Linked DNA regions of Homo sapiens: all the other regions are linked to region 1. A link is a contact called in ENCODE Hi-C or POLR2A ChIA-PET data. All regions are on one chromosome and are shown on one strand. The core of a region is the stretch at or near the end of the contact, and the rest is flanking DNA. Distances in the headings are between cores, read along the strand shown.

Evidence for each region. A loop is a pair of places that touch in the nucleus more often than their neighbours do. ChIA-PET counts read pairs that join two places held with the same protein, here RNA polymerase II (POLR2A). Pooled maps may share reads with other maps.
Region 2: a loop to region 1 is called in a pooled map, with 7 times the contacts of the local background. The contact joins two enhancer-like sites. A Hi-C loop is called at or near these places in 5 of 37 single-sample maps with no recorded cell type and 10 of 50 pooled maps. POLR2A ChIA-PET finds 5 or more read pairs at or near these places in 7 of 52 experiments (Caco-2, H1, PC-9 and 3 more).
Region 3: a loop to region 1 is called in a map of DLD1, with 6 times the contacts of the local background. The contact joins two enhancer-like sites. A Hi-C loop is called at or near these places in 2 of 168 maps with a recorded cell type or tissue (DLD1 and endothelial cell of hepatic sinusoid), 2 of 37 single-sample maps with no recorded cell type and 7 of 50 pooled maps. POLR2A ChIA-PET finds 5 or more read pairs at or near these places in 2 of 52 experiments (OCI-LY7 and PC-9).
Region 4: a map of Right ventricle myocardium inferior shows a loop between it and region 1 (2.5-fold over the local background). The contact joins two enhancer-like sites. A Hi-C loop is called at or near these places in 3 of 168 maps with a recorded cell type or tissue (Right ventricle myocardium inferior, naive thymus-derived CD4-positive, alpha-beta T cell and pancreas), 12 of 37 single-sample maps with no recorded cell type and 16 of 50 pooled maps. POLR2A ChIA-PET finds 5 or more read pairs at or near these places in 8 of 52 experiments (AG04450, HEK293, activated B cell and 4 more).

Annotation. Positions count from the first base shown.
Region 1 is chr16:11,050,670-11,054,345 of GRCh38, forward strand. CLEC16A (C-type lectin domain containing 16A) reads left to right here. Exons shown (of 24, transcript NM_015226.3): 18 at 844-972. Among named protein-coding and RNA genes, the nearest start is that of CLEC16A, 110 kb to the left of the region's middle. RefSeq lists enhancers at 1-239, 240-817, 1,830-1,979. Within about 2 kb of position 1,787, at least 2 of the 41 ENCODE cell types and tissues checked have a DNase peak (open chromatin) inside an H3K27ac peak, as active enhancers do.
Region 2 is chr16:11,160,383-11,164,058 of GRCh38, forward strand. All of the region lies in intron 22 of CLEC16A (C-type lectin domain containing 16A), which reads left to right. Among named protein-coding and RNA genes, the nearest start is that of SOCS1, 94 kb to the right of the region's middle. Within about 2 kb of position 1,834, at least 5 of the 41 ENCODE cell types and tissues checked have a DNase peak (open chromatin) inside an H3K27ac peak, as active enhancers do.
Region 3 is chr16:10,947,575-10,951,250 of GRCh38, forward strand. All of the region lies in intron 1 of CLEC16A (C-type lectin domain containing 16A), which reads left to right. Among named protein-coding and RNA genes, the nearest start is that of CLEC16A, 4.8 kb to the left of the region's middle. RefSeq lists an enhancer at 1,990-2,139. Within about 2 kb of position 1,942, at least 6 of the 41 ENCODE cell types and tissues checked have a DNase peak (open chromatin) inside an H3K27ac peak, as active enhancers do.
Region 4 is chr16:10,980,841-10,984,516 of GRCh38, forward strand. It overlaps CLEC16A (C-type lectin domain containing 16A), which reads left to right. Exons shown (of 24, transcript NM_015226.3): 10 at 2,038-2,151. Among named protein-coding and RNA genes, the nearest start is that of CLEC16A, 38 kb to the left of the region's middle. RefSeq lists an enhancer at 1-63 and a silencer at 1,130-1,199. Within about 2 kb of position 1,776, at least 7 of the 41 ENCODE cell types and tissues checked have a DNase peak (open chromatin) inside an H3K27ac peak, as active enhancers do.

The DNA of each region.
Region 1 (3,676 bases), core at 537-3,036:
GGTGTGGAAAGAGGCCGTCAGCTCTGGCCCAGTGGCCGTGGGCATGCGCCTTTCCTCCTCTGAGCTCAGTGTCCCTTTTATGATGGGCCCACCAGCACCTGCCGTCCAGCAGGAGGTGATCCCAGCACGTGCCTGGCACTTAGTAGATGCTCCAATAATGATTGTGTTATATTATCCCAGGTAAGATGTGAAGGGGACAAGGAAGGAAGGGGAAACATTGGTCCTAGGGTGGGAATCACAGAGGCCCTGGAGCAAGACAGGCCTGGGCTCATGTCTTGGCTCTGCCACCCACCAGCTGAGCGACCTTGGATCCATTTTTCTGCTTCTCTGAGACTGTGTTCCCTCATCAGCAAAGTGGGAAGCAGCTCCTCAAAAGCCCTTAGGTCACAGCTTGCAGCGGAATCAGCTCTCGTTAAACGGAAGCTGCCATCGCCATAGCTGTTATCATCACTGGAAGGACAGAGAGGAGGAAGCAGGTGGCAGACGGGCTTGCACCCACAGGGATAAAGCATACCTGGCCTCCTGCTGAGAATCCCTGTCCCTGCTGAGGTGGAGAGAGAATGCGAAGAGGAGCAAGCTTTTCACAGCAAGGATGCAACTTCTCAAGAGTCTGAGCTGCTGCTTCAATTAAAGGAAAAATCTGCAATTTAGAAAACCAAAAGGCATATTGCTCCCTTATCTGGCTGCCTCTGTGCTTTACTTCAATCTAAATCCAGGATTTAGATCACTCATTTACATTTACTAAATGCGGTTGAAGGCGAGGGGCCTGTGCAACCTCCCCCGGCCCCTTCCTCCTTCCAAGTAAGGAATCTGCTTTGAGGTTTCCTGTAATGTCTCTTCTAGATGAAGCCCATGAACGTGGAATATCTCATGATGGACGCCTCCATCCTGCTGCCCCCAACAGGCACGCCACTGACGGGCATTGACTTCGTGAAGCGGCTGCCGTGTGGCGATGTGGAGAAGACCCGGCGGGTGAGTGAGCACAGGACCTGTCATCTCCTGGGCCACTGTTCTCCAGAACCACTCCCAGACCAGGGAGGAAAGGGCTTCTTTGTCAAAGTCAAGAGCCTGCCCTCAACACAGCTTAGACAGTGGATAGAGAGTACCCATTTGCCCCCAGGCATGACTTTCCAAGGCATGTTTTTACCCTTTGGGAAGTAGGGTTTGGCATTCCGTTGCATCTGGCACCCAGTGTTGGCTGCAGAGAGGTAGCCTTCACCAGTGCAGACAGACAAGCCCTGAGCTCAGGAGTGTAAGGCAATGGGGCCAGTTTTCTGTGAACCATCGGGGGTGAGCACGGTACATCCAGTGCAGGTGAGGTTGGTGTGAAATCGTAGCCCAGCGGTCTCAGGACCCCCAGAGATAGTGCGATGTTAAGGCATCTACCTGCTCTTGGGACACAGTCAAATTAAATGTGAATCTCACCAGCCTGCAGGACAGATATGTGTGAAAAGATTAGTTCTCAGAACCAGCTGCAGTGTGTGCTTCCGTTATCAGCCCTTTTTTTCCGAAGCAGGTACTCTAGGAAGCAGTGTCCTCAGGGGTGTTCATGGTATTTTATCTCCCGGGTAAGATCAGAGTTTCTTTCTTAGAAAGCACCATCACCTTTTCCTAGAAAATCATTCACTGGAGACATGAGTATTTGTGTATAGTTCAGAGGAATTCATTGCACACAGCTCCCCTTGTCAGCCTTTATCATCTGAGTTAATTCGTGTGTGACAGAGGTGTTTCACTTTTGGATTTTGCAAAACAGGAATGACCTGTCATTTGCACCTCAGACACGAGGAGTCTGAACCTTCCTCCCTGCAGCTGGTGGTTCTACCTCGGAAGCCTGGGGGTGCAGAGGAAGTGGGACCCATGTGTCTTGAGTCAATCCACATTTCCAACTGTCTGACCAAACCCACAAGCCTCACCGCAGGACCCACCCTGTCCGGCCCACTGACGCCTTCCTTCCATGTCCTCCCTGCCAGGCACACGATTCTGTTTGTGGGTGGCAGTGTTTGCACTGGACGTCCTGGCATCAGCTTTCACTGGAGGACTGGTTCTGACAGATGTGTATGTGTTGCTTCATGATGCTGACGTGCTCACCCCCAGCCAGGGCTACAGCATCCTGTGCCAAGAAGGCCCCACCTGGGAGATCCCCCCGCACCCCTGAGCCAGAAGGTCCAGAGGACTGAACGCTGAGCACTGCTGCTCTGGATTCCACTTTGCCTTTTTGTTGTTGTTGTTGTTGTTGTTGTTTTGGAGGCTGCAGTGAGCTGTGATCCATCCTGGAGTGCAGTGTTGCGATCATAGCTCACTGCAGCCTCAAACTCCTGGGCTCCAGCCATCCTCCCACCTCAGCGTCGGTAGCTGGAACTACAGGCACAAGCTACCACACCTAGCTAATTTTTAGATGTTTTATAGAGATGAAGTCTTGCTAAGTTACCCAAGTTAGCCTTGAACTCCTGGCCTCAAGCCATCCTCCTGCCTTGGCCTCCCAAAGTGCTGAAATTACAGACATGTACCACCACACCCAGCCCACACTCTACCTTCTTTTGGTTCACAGTTCATCAGGGTTTTTCTTACCACTTCTATGAACACATAGCCTCTGTTATGAAGTAGATCAATTCAAATCAGTTCTTTATGTGAATTTCCTCATTAAATTCTATAACCATCCTAGGAGATTGGCACTATTATTATCCCCATTTTACAGAGGAAGAATTTTTTTTTTTTTTAGACAGGGTCCTGCTCTGTCACCCAGGTTGGAGTGCAGTGGTGCCATCTTGGCTCACTGCAACACACTCTGCCCCCTGGGGTCAAGCAATCCTCCCACCTCAGCCTCCTGGGTAGCTGGGATTACAGGTGTGTGCCACCACACTCGGCTAATTTTTGTATTTTTTGTAGAAATGGGGTTTTGCCATGTTACCCAGGCTGGTCTTGAACTCCTGGACCCAAGCGATCCGCCCACCTCGGCCTCTCAAAGTGCTAGGATTACAGATGTGAACCACCACGCCCTGTCCACAGGGGAAGAAATTGATGCATGGAGAGGTCTGGTGATTTGCTCAAGGTCACCCAGCTAGTGAGTAGCTGAGCCACAAGTCAGCCCAGGCAATGTGGCCCCCAGAACCTAGACTCTTAGGCATTCTGATCCACTGCTTCCCACACTGCCTTCTTGAGATCTGCTGGCTCTGCTCAGGACACTGGGACAGCAAAAACACAGCCCCAGTCCTGAAGAAATCAGAGCCTTAGAGGTCAAAGTGGGAAGAGACAGTGGCAGGTCATGTGGCTCAGGCCATTATTCAAGCAGCATTAGGTCAGGTCACTAATCCCACCTGGAGCAGGAAGTGGGACAGGCATCAGATAGGGAGGCATAGGCCCAGAGACAGGTGGCACATTCTGGCACCAACACGGCAGTGATTGCAGCTGGAGCCCACAGGAGGATGTGATGAGGCTGGGGGTGCTGGCAGGAGCCAGATCACGGGAGCCTTGGAGCCCCTTGAGAACCTTGGCTGTCACCTCTTAACACAGTTTCATGACCTCATGCCCTGCTGGGCTGGGGCAGATGGTCCTGATCCACAGGCGAGAGATGGGAGAAATGCAGGGGCCAGTTTGTCAGGCATGTGGCAGAAGGGAGGTTGCTTCTTGTCTACTCTGAGCTGCTGTCTCCATCTGTCAAGTAAAATGTGCCTGCCTT
Region 2 (3,676 bases), core at 584-3,083, 110 kb after region 1:
GAACCCAGACAAAAACTCGGTCCCATCTCTGGTTTCTACCCAAAAAGTCCACTTGCACCACATGGGAAAGAGTTGACCAAGTGTTTCATAAGCCCTAGGTGGCGGGTCACCTCCCCACCTCACTTGCCCCTTTCCCTCTTTCCCTTCAGCCCACCACACCTAGATTCCACCCAGCAGGTACAGGGCAGCTTTTTCTGCACCAAAAACTCTGGGAGCCAGCCCGTCCCTTGTCCCTAGGGGACTTAACTCACATCCCCGCATTAACAAAGTTTTTTCCCTAACTGTATCAGTTAAGATTAAGTTCAACTACATAGTAAAGATAAACTCAAAGGGGAAGTTAATTTCCCTCTCGGGTAAAAGAAGCCTTGTAGTCAAGAGATACACAAAGACGTCAGGGACCCAAACTCCTTCCTTTTCAGTGCTCTGCTGTCCCTAATGTGTGATTCATCCTCATAGCTCAGGGCAGCTGCTGGAGTTCCAGCCATTGCATCCATTTTCCAGGAAGCAGAATGGAGGAGGATATACCCCCTTTCCTTTTAAAGAGCTTTCCAGGAAATCCCACATGCCACATTCATTTCTATCTCACTGGTCACAACTTAGTCACTTGGCCACGACTAGCTTCTGGGTTCTGTAACTGCAACCGAAAGGGAGAATGGTTATTGAGAGACAGCTTACAATATCAAGAACACTGTCCAAAACCCTCTTCTTTTTGCTTTTTTGTTTTAAGCCTTCCCAATAAAGTGAACAAAACCCTCTTAACCTAGAGGATTCCAGGTGCTAGCTATTAATGTAATGATAATCATCACACTAAATACCTAAACATCTTTGCAGTCAAATTTCTTATGCCCTGCTTAGGTAGGCCGACTCCTACACAGCCATCAAGGCCCCAAGGTTGGACAGAGCTGCTGCAGAAGCACAGGGGAGAGAATAGTTAACCCTACCTTATGCAAAGACTCCTCCCAGGCTAATGCTGAGCTGCGTGAGCCATGAAGAATGGGGCAGGGGTTTGTAAAGACAGAAAAGAAGCAAAACAGAACTCCAGACCGAGGGAACGGCCTAGCAAAGGTTGAGAGCAAGTGGTTCTTGGTAGGAGGTCTGAGGACTGACCTAGGCTGCTGGAGGCAGATCGCCATATTTCCACATCCCCACTCCTATGCACACCCAGTGATTCTGGGGTTGTAGGAGGGCCTTGACTCGAAAGATATCTGGGGGTTCCAGCTTCCCTGAGTCCTATGGATTTGACCAACAATCTAGGCATAAAGAGCAGAGATTATCAACTCAAACGCCCACACGGCCAGGCAAGTTGCAAGAGCAGGGACCCAGCTCTGCTCATCTCTCTCCCGTTGCTGTCCTGCAGGAATGGGGCCCCATAAAGCCAGATCTTTTCATTTTTTAAGAAAGCAGAAATCCAGGTCTGTGTGTAAAAGCTCCCAACGTGTCCATGGTGGTACCTCCAACAAACACACATATAACATAAATAAGCAAAGCGAAACTCGTGTGCAAGCCCCTAGGCGGCTGCTGGCCGGCTCTGAATCTTGAATCACATGGTTAAGTGATTATTGGTGGGGAAAGCTTAAAGACCTGTAGAAGAGGAGGAGGGGGGCATGTCCAAGGTCTCGAAGTCAGTTTGGGCAGAGCTTGGACTCAAACCTGGGGTTCTGACTCCAAGCCCAGCTTTCCTTCTGTCAGTGGGCCTAAAAATAGAAGACTGACCTTTTCTTGGTATTTTTGTGCTTCACAAATGCCAGAGCGTTATTCATTAGTTCATCTTCCCAAAATAACTGGCAGAACACGGCCAGAGGGCAACAGGAAGACTCTGGGCTGCGCCCCCCGACCGTGAAACTGGGGGCTCCTGGGAAGTGGGGGATGTGTCTCACCATGGGCATAGTTTCCCCCCACTGTTGGAGTGGCCTGCCTGGCCCTGCTCTTGGTGAGTCCAGGGGAGAGAGCTTCAGAGGGCAGAACAGATCTCAGGAGGATGTTAGGATCGGGAGCTTGAGTCTATCCAGTTCCCAGGCAGTTTGTGTTCCCTCCATCATCCTCCCTTTTTTTTCTCTTTTTGGTTTAAAATAAGGTTTACAATAGGAGTCTTGGAAAATTCAGACAAGCACAAAAAATAACAAAACTCACTGCAGTACAACTACCTGCTTCTCTCACTGTGTCAGCTTCAAATCTCCAGCTGCCTTCTCTGCTCTGGACAAGGGGGAAAGAGAGCACAAATTTTTTGCAAGAGCGGAAACATATGGGACATGCTTTTTCTAACCTTTTTTCATTGACTCCATCTTGAGCATTTCCCCCAACACTTAGTCTTCTCTTACCAGCGTGTTGGTTGGCAGCAGGGAATTTCATCATCTAGAGGGATTAGAATTCACTTAGCCTTTCCCCAGTTCTTGGACTTATCAGCTGTCTTCTGTTCTCTGTTCTGCACACCAATATGCTGAATATCCTTGTAGTTCGGTATGTGCATCCACCCACAGTGTCGTCTGCAGCATGGGATGCTGCAGGTGTGGAATTGGTCAGATGGTGTGAAAGTCCATGCAGCCTCTGATACACATTTTGCAGGCTGTCCTTGAAGCATACCCAGGGAGAGCCAAGACTGTTATCACTGGAGAGGATCTCAGGGAGGCCGGTTTGCCTTCACTCCTGTCGCACGATCTCTGGCTTGTCTGTGTGTTTGCACCTACTTCGCAGCCCAAGTGTGTTTGATTCATACACCAAAAGCCTCTGGCACCTCTGCCAAAGCTAGTTCATCAGGGACTGCCTGACTGGGATGAAGCAGGAACCAGAGGACAGGGCGCTCTGGCCATAGACATTCACCCTGAATTCTCCCCAGCACCCTCCTGATTCTCTGATGTGTTGCCACTTTGATTTGGGGAAAAACCCCTTGAAATTGCAGGTGGGGGGCCTTGGCCATCCAGCAAAATAAAGGAAAAAAAAAGCCAAAAGTCACTGTGGCTTTCTGGTCTCAGTGCCACTGGCAAAGGGAGAGAGAGTGGAAAGGAGGGAAGTGGGAGTTTTAGTAGAAGTGGGTGAGGGAGAGATGTGTTCAGTAACCTCTGCTCAGCTAGACCCTGCAAATGGATGGGATCGGTAGTTGGTGATTTTTTTGTTTGTTTGTTTGTTTAACTCAGTACATGCAGATTTTACTGCCAATCTATGACTTGATCCCAACCCATTCCCAAAATAAAAGAATTTAAGCATCCTGACTGCAGTGCCAGCTTCTCATCTGCTACCCTACATGTCCCACTGCAGATGTCTTTTGATAATAAACCAGGTTTATGATGCTGTAATAAACCATGGCTTTAAAGAGGGCAAGAGAAAAGACGTGTCTTCTTCAAATGGGCCTGTGACCACCTTGGCAACGGCTATGTCATTGATCCCTTCCAGCCGGGGTCATTGTCGGGAGCATACAAGGTGTAATCCCAACTCTGTTACTACACTGGCTGGCCCTCTGTTCATGGCCCTGATAAATAGGCAGCTCGGGAAAAGCCATCTTGACATTTTGATTTGTTAAGGGGTAATTCATTTTCGAGGCAAGTAAACAGCTTGTAAACTGGGGGGTTTACCGCTCTAAGTGATTAAGAAGTGAGCAGCTATAAAACTGGTTCCATGAGGCTGCGGCTGAGTGTCCCCAAGGAATCTTCCTGCCCAGTGTTTGGATTTGCCGGATGTTTGC
Region 3 (3,676 bases), core at 692-3,191, 100 kb before region 1:
AGGTGGGGGCTGATAGCTGTGGGAAACAAGGCTGGAAGTAGGAAGGGGCTTGGGATTTATCTGACACTTCGGGTGACCAACCGTCCTGGTTTGCCTGGGCTGAGGGGTTTCCCAGGATATGGGACTTTCAGTGCTAAAACTGGGAAAGTCCTGGACAAACTAGTATAAACTGGTCACCCTACCAGTGACAAGTGACAGTTCTTAATACACTCTTACCTTGACCTAGAGCAGTATGGATGGAGAGGGAAAGTTTAAGATAGTTAAAAGAATTATTTATTTATTATTATTATTTTTTAAATACACAAGGCATCTGGAAACCCTCTTCTTTTTTTTTTTGAGATAAGAGTCTTGCTCTGTTGCCCAGGCTGGAGTGCAGTGGCACGATCTTGGCTCACTGCAAGCTCCGCCTCCCGGGTTCACGCCATTCTCCTGCCTCAGCCTCCAGAGTAGCTGGGACTACAGGCGCCCGCCACCACGCCCAGCTAATTTTTTGTATTTTTAGTAGAGACGGGGTTTCACCGTGTTAGCCAGGATGGTCTCGATCTCCTGACCTTGTGATCTGCCCTCCTTGACCTCCCAAAGTGCTGGGATTACAGGCATGAGCCACTGCACCCGGCCTAGACTTTACTTTTTTAGAACAGTTTGAGATTTACAGAAAGGTTGAGAAGATAGCACAGAGAGCTGGAAACTGTTTTTAGCTTCATTATTCTTTGTAACACTCCCAGCTTGCAAACTGGAAAGGAATTTTCCTGTTAGGGTTTTACTTTTGCTAAATGGTAGAAAACTTCATACCTGTGGTCTCTGTCTGCTGAACTGAGTTAGTGATTTAGCTCAGGCAGATTGAAGTAGTCAAGAGGTTATTTGCTACACACCATGGGTGGTTTATTGTCCAGATTAGTGGCAAGGCTGTGACATTGACTGACAAATGTCCACCACCAAGCGGAAGCCTGAGTGATGGAATCGTTTGATTGCTACTGAAACATCATCTTTACCAGGGACTGCAAGTCTGCGGCTGGTAGAAATTGGTCGTTTTTGTATTGTGGCCTTCATTCTGGTCCACTTTGTGTGGGGGTCAAGATTTTTGGTTCCAGTGACAGAAACCCAGCTAGAATTGCCTTAAGCCTCAAATGGATTGAATAGCTCATGTCACTGAATGGTCTGTCCCCGCTAAACCATGGCTGAATCCAGGTGTTTGGAGCCGTCAGAAATCGGCCTTTTTCCACCTTTCAGCTCTACCTTTTTCCTGTTGGTGTCATTTTCAGGCAGGCTGCAGGCTTACATCATATCAGCTTAGCATTCCTGAGGAAAAAGAGAGCTTCTTTTCTCAATATTGCCAGCAGAAGTCCAGAATTGAGATTGAGTATCCCTGGACCAGCAAGGTCTCATGCCACCCCTGAACTGTCACTCTGGCCAAAGGTATAGGGGGATCTGATTGGCCATTCCTCACTCATATTCCCTTCCCTGGAGCAAGAGTGGGATTAGCTCCACTCAAGCTAGTGGAAAAGAATGAGAGAAAAGAGTGGTTCCCCATGGGAGAATCAGGGGTTATTGCCCAAAGAAGGCGGAGAATGGATCCATGGCAGGTAGACAGACGCACACCTACTCTTGGTGCTTTCAAGTTTTGGCTAAGGTGGCACTGACAGTGTTAGAGCTTGGGGTACAATATTGCCATGTTGATTTTCTTAAAATATCGTCTTCACCATGCCACATATTATGGGTCCTAGGCTCCCACTATGTCACGTCTAAGTTCTTCCAGGCCTTCCCACCATCTAGTTTGGGAGCACAGGGAGTTAGGAACATCCTTGTTAGGCAGACGCTGTTTAAATGGAGACCAACGGGGTGAGTCGTTGTTACCAGGCAGCGGGGTGTCAGGTGGAAGGAAGGATGTTTCAGGCAGAGGAAAAGGCATTTGAGAAAGCCTAGTGGGGCAAGGGGAGCAGTGCACATTGGCAGAACTCACGTGGTTCAGCAGGGGAGTGTTCACTGGGTGAAGAGGAAGTGAGGACCCAAGCTCAGAGCCATGCTTGGCAGTCTCCAGAGGCCAGGTCCCCTGGGGCCCTGTAAATCACTTTAAGGAATTCAGACTATGAGTGAGAACAGTAGGGAGCCACTGAAGGTTTTTTAACTACAGAAAGGCTGTGGTCTGGCTGAAGCTGGCAGAATGGATTGGATGAGGGGCAGACTGGAGGTGGGCCTCCACATGTGTTGGTGGGGCGGGGAGCAGGGGCTCTGCTGCCGTCCCCTGGTGAGTTACGGTAGCAGCTGCTGTCATCCAGGTGTATCTCCTGTTGGTGGTCCACTCACACACATACCTCGCCTGCCCACTTGAGGTCCCCTGCTCTTTTCCTCCTGCCCATCCAAATCCCTAGCTCTATCCCGAAAATGCCAGTTCTTCCCTAAAAATTGCCCTGGTGACTTCAGCCAACAAGAGTTTTGCTGTCTTCTCTAACTTCTTCTGTGCCTGTTCACACTGTCCCACACAGTTAACACATTATTATATACTTCTCATCGCCAAAGAGTGGGTCGGCTGTTAGCTCCTGTGCGTTCTTAAAGTTTCATCTCGGCCTTGAGTTAGACCCTCAGGAAGCTGGCCGGGGTTCCTGTCCTTTGGCTATCAGACATTGTCTTCCTTTGTTACATATCTTTTTTGTTGTTTTCTCCCAATTTGAACATAAGAATCATGAAAGCCTGTATGGCTTGTTCAGCTGGGTACTGGTATGCCAGCACAGGACGTGGCAGATAGTAAGCAATCAACAAATATTTGTCACAGGATGAACGAGAGGCAGACCTCTGTTTTCAGAAAAGGCCAGTCTTTTCCCAACAACTGCTTGTTCTCCCCAGTTTAGTCACAGCACCTGTGCCACAGCCATGACTTTCTCTAGGGCTAAAGCCCTAAAGAAAGCTAGGGTATAGCCCTGCCTATACCCTACACATCCCCGGCCCAGCCTCACTTGCCGGCCCTGTTTGACATCTTTGGGGGATGATTCACCAGGGGAAGCACAGCCTGTGAACACCTTCTCTAATCCTCTAGCCTGATTCCACCCTCCGTGAAGCTTCTCCTTGTCCTGCTGGCCAGAAGGCTGAACACTGACCAGATGGTGGTTTTCAGGGCACAGAGTGGGACACACTGGGGAACGTCTGCAGGGCCTCTGCCCGAGTGCTGAACAGGCCAGACAGATACAGGCTCTGTGTCTCCCATCCCTCTACCACACCTGAGACATTGTTATTTGGAGCTGTGTGGACATTGGGGGGTAAATTTCTAACCCCCAGACCTCCTATCATTCTGCTTATCCTTTCTCATGCCCCACCTTGCAAATGTACATTTCAAAATCTTGAAGGAGGAGCATCCTAATAAGCTCATTATGGTGCAAGGCATAGCACGTGCAGAAAATGCTGTCACTGAAATGAACTTGGACCTAGTATTCCTGTCTCTGAAATGGACTGAATTGCTAATTTTTGAAGGATATGGGGCATTATTAACTGTAGTGGTTTAACCTGTGAAATTAGTGACTCTTGAGAAAGCAGAGGCTATTGAGGCCAGATTTGTTTACGTCTGTCATCCTTGGTGATGCACCTCGAGTGTGTTGGTTACAGTTTCTCTTCTCCAGGCATTTCAAACTCTGAAGCTCATCTGTCGGTGGAGAGTTAGCTAACAGGCAAAGCTCGGATATTGAGA
Region 4 (3,676 bases), core at 526-3,025, 70 kb before region 1:
TCCTGTGTCCTGAAAGCCCCTACTTCAATATAAAATCATTGCATACTTGCAAATTATTTTACAAGCATAGCTAGAAAACCATGAAAATTTTTATGGATGACGTTAATTTGGTGTGACAGGTGATGCTGTCCTCCTAAAACCAAACTGCTAACAGAGTGTGGTGTAGGCAGCTGGGCCCAGCTTTTTGAGTCTGGCCTGCACGTGCTTCCACGTACCTTACAGTTACTCACCCTCCCTCTTTTTTGGGTTCAGAGCCAGGGAAATGAGCACTGTGTGTGTCCACAGGCAGGAATTGGTTGCTTTGTTCAGGGGGGCCTTTGTAGGTGCTCACTGAATGCTTGTGGACTGAAAAGAAGGAATAAATGATCAGTTAAGGCCGCATTCATTCAAGGTACGTAACGGATATTTGAGAATGAATGACCACAGTGATTGGTGTTTTGTGTTGTTGGTAGAGTGATGTGTGGCAGTAATTCGGCCATAAGGAAGGTGAGAAAAATCATCATTGCTAACATTTAAGGGCCTGCCAAGCCTTGGACGTGGGTTAACTCATTGAATCATACTATGTGGTCTCTGTGATAGAAAAGGTTCCCAGTATTTTTTTAAAAGATGCAATTTTTTATAGGGAGGTGCCACATGGCCATTCTGCCTGTACCTTTTATCTAATTTGAATTCTATGTATTTGTTAGAATAATATATTCCCCTTGTTCAAACAGTACAAAACATGGCATGTGAAAAGTCTCTCTCACTCTATACCCTGAGCACCCAACTGCACTCCCCAGAGGCAGCCTGTGTTGATTTTTGCCTTCACTTTTTAAAAAATAATTTTTTTTAAACAACGTTTTTTAAAGTTAAAAAGTTCAAACATGTAAAAACCGGGTTTCTGTTCTAGTTTTGTTCAGGCTCCTGACTTCTATCCCCAGAGACAATTAGGGTTACAGGGTTCTCGTATGTCCTAACAGAGACATCTGTCAGGGGTTCTTAACTAGGGGCAATTTTGCCCCTCAGGGGATACCTGGCAGTGTCTGGGGAGATGCATTCAGTTGTCATGACCGAGGCTGGGGTGCTACTGACATCTAGTGGGTGGAGGTCAGGGATGCTGCTCACCAGCCTGCAGTGTCTGGGACAGCCTCCCTCCATACTCAGTTATAGCCCAAATTGTCAGCAGTGCCAAGATTGAGAAACCCTGGCCTATGCATATGTAAATAAGCAAATACAAACATGCACACGCTTTTCTATGCAAATGGTAGATAAGCCACACCCTGTGCTACACCCTCTTGCCTTTACATTTTAAAACAAAATAGCAGGCATGTCTAGGCCAGCTTTGCAAGACAGTTTTGAATACCCTGATTCTTAAAGCTGGTCCTCTGAACATTGGGCAACAGGTGTGGGAGCAGGGCCAGCTTAGCCCAGAGGCAGCCCTCTGATTTTGCATCCTGGCCCACCTGGGTTTGCCTCTGTCTCGTGTGATTTTCAGCCCCGTAGTTCACATACCTCCTGACGATGCTGTGGAATCCCCGTGTGCTAAAACCCACCACAGGGTCAGAGCTCCCTCCCGTGATGGAATCTCTGTGTAGCCAACCCTCTGCCAAGTCCTTGATTGGAACAAAACTCTCCGGCCCCTTCTTCTTGTATCACTAAAGTATTGGGACAGTGCCTTCTAGTCTTCTCATAACCAAATTTGACACTAAAATGCCCATGGAAAGGAAGGAGTGTGCTGGTTTGGCTGTTCTTTCCCGCATTGCTCCACTTCAGCCGGATTTGGCTTCACCCAGCCATGAGGGACAGTCTCGCATTAATGCACTTCCTTCCGAGGAAGAGCAGCCAGCCAAATAGGCAACAGTCTGAAGGAGAGACTGACCTTACAAGAGTGGAACCGAGTCCTGCTTCCTGTGGCTCATTCTTTGAATTTTGCATCGTAGGAATTGCTGCTTAATACAGGACTTAGGTAGCCCAGCCTGGTCGCTTCTGATCCAGGAAGCAAGAGGTTGAAAATACCGCACACTTTCATGCAAATCCCGTTTCTTTTTTTTCCGCCAGGTCTTCTTAATTATACATCATGCACCGCTGGTGAACTCGTTAGCTGAAGTCATTCTGAATGGTGATCTGTCTGAGATGTACGCTAAGACTGAACAGGATATTCAGAGAAGTTCTGTAAGTCATTAGCTTCGGGACTGACCTTAACAGGAAACCATTGCTCATTTTGCTAATCTGTGTGTTTCTCTAAAATCAGAAACTAACATTCTGAATATATAGCAGTGATGATGCATAAGCTGGTCCGGGATTCAGTGAACCTAATCAGAGTCTTGATTGCATACCCAAGAGAAGCTGGGATCAGGGACCACCTGGATTTGATTGATTGTGTGTTCTTAAACATGGAATTGTACCACTCCGGGCCTTAGGTTGCATATCTGTGAGACACTGTTATCGGGACACAGTGAGAAAATGCCTTATCAGAGGAACTAATGTCTACAGAAGTTGGGCGATGAACATCCATGAATGACTCAGGCCCCAGGTGAGGGCAGTAGAGAGTGGCGAGGGGTGTGGCAAATTGGAGAGTGTATGCCACCTTGGCGAGCAGCTCCTGTTCTACCCCAGGCTGCTGCTGTTCTGCAGGAATATGGATGTAGGATTACTAGGTTTTTTCATGTTTCTAGAGAAGCGGGAAAAACGCATTGTTACGTGTAATCTCTAGTTTTAAATGATCATCAAGCTTTGGACTAAGTAGCATGTTTGTGGTCTGCAGGAAGGAGCTTTGGCGTTCCATTTGGTACACTGCTGAGGGAAAACACCTGATGGCCAGTGTTGTGACTTCTCTTGAAGCTTTTCCATCTTGTCCTCTGTATATCTCTGCTGTCATCTCTCAGATCCTGCTCACATGTCCTGAGCTCCAGCTGCCTTAATCCTGGTCTGACTTGCTTTTCCCCCAGCATGTCCAGCATTTGTGCCTTTGAACCTGCGCCTTTACCGTACCTACAGCCTGGTTCCTGATGCACCTGGTTCCCTCTTTTCAAAGGTCTTACCCACTCTAAGCTCCTTATGGCAGGGATCTCACCTGTCACTGAATCAGCTGCAGTCTGGGCTGCACAAATGCTCATCTCACTTATGCGGAGCCCAGGCTGCAGCTGATTCAGTGACAGGTGAGATCCCTGCCATAAGGAGCTTAGAGTGGGTAAGTGAGATGAGCATAGTGCGTTTTATACAAGGGCTGTTTCATAAAGGTTTCCTCTCTGCAGCCAGGTGCTCAGGCAGTGGCCAGGCTGGTAAAAGGGCCAGCTCGCCCTGGGGTAGTAGATTTGCTGCCCCACCTACATGAATGGGTGGAATGTGACCCTGTGGATGAAAGGCCACCACTGCATGGAGTACAATTACAAGAGGCCCCTGCCCTTCCACTGGTTTTGGTGTATGATGGTCTGGCCAGGTCATTTTGTTATTCAGGGGAGCATTAGCGCCTCTGAAAAGCTTCCCAGAAACTCTGTCCTTGTTAGTGGTGGTGGCATTAGTGAATTGATTGGGGCCTTTTCATGGCCCCTGTCTGGCCTATCCCTTTCTTGATTCATTCAGCAGTGTTGATGGAGCTCTTTCTTTGGGCCAAGTATCATGCTAGTTCTGGGGATACACAATGTCATAAAGAGTCTGTGCCGTATTCGAGCTTTACAGTACAGTAGAGAGGTGGACA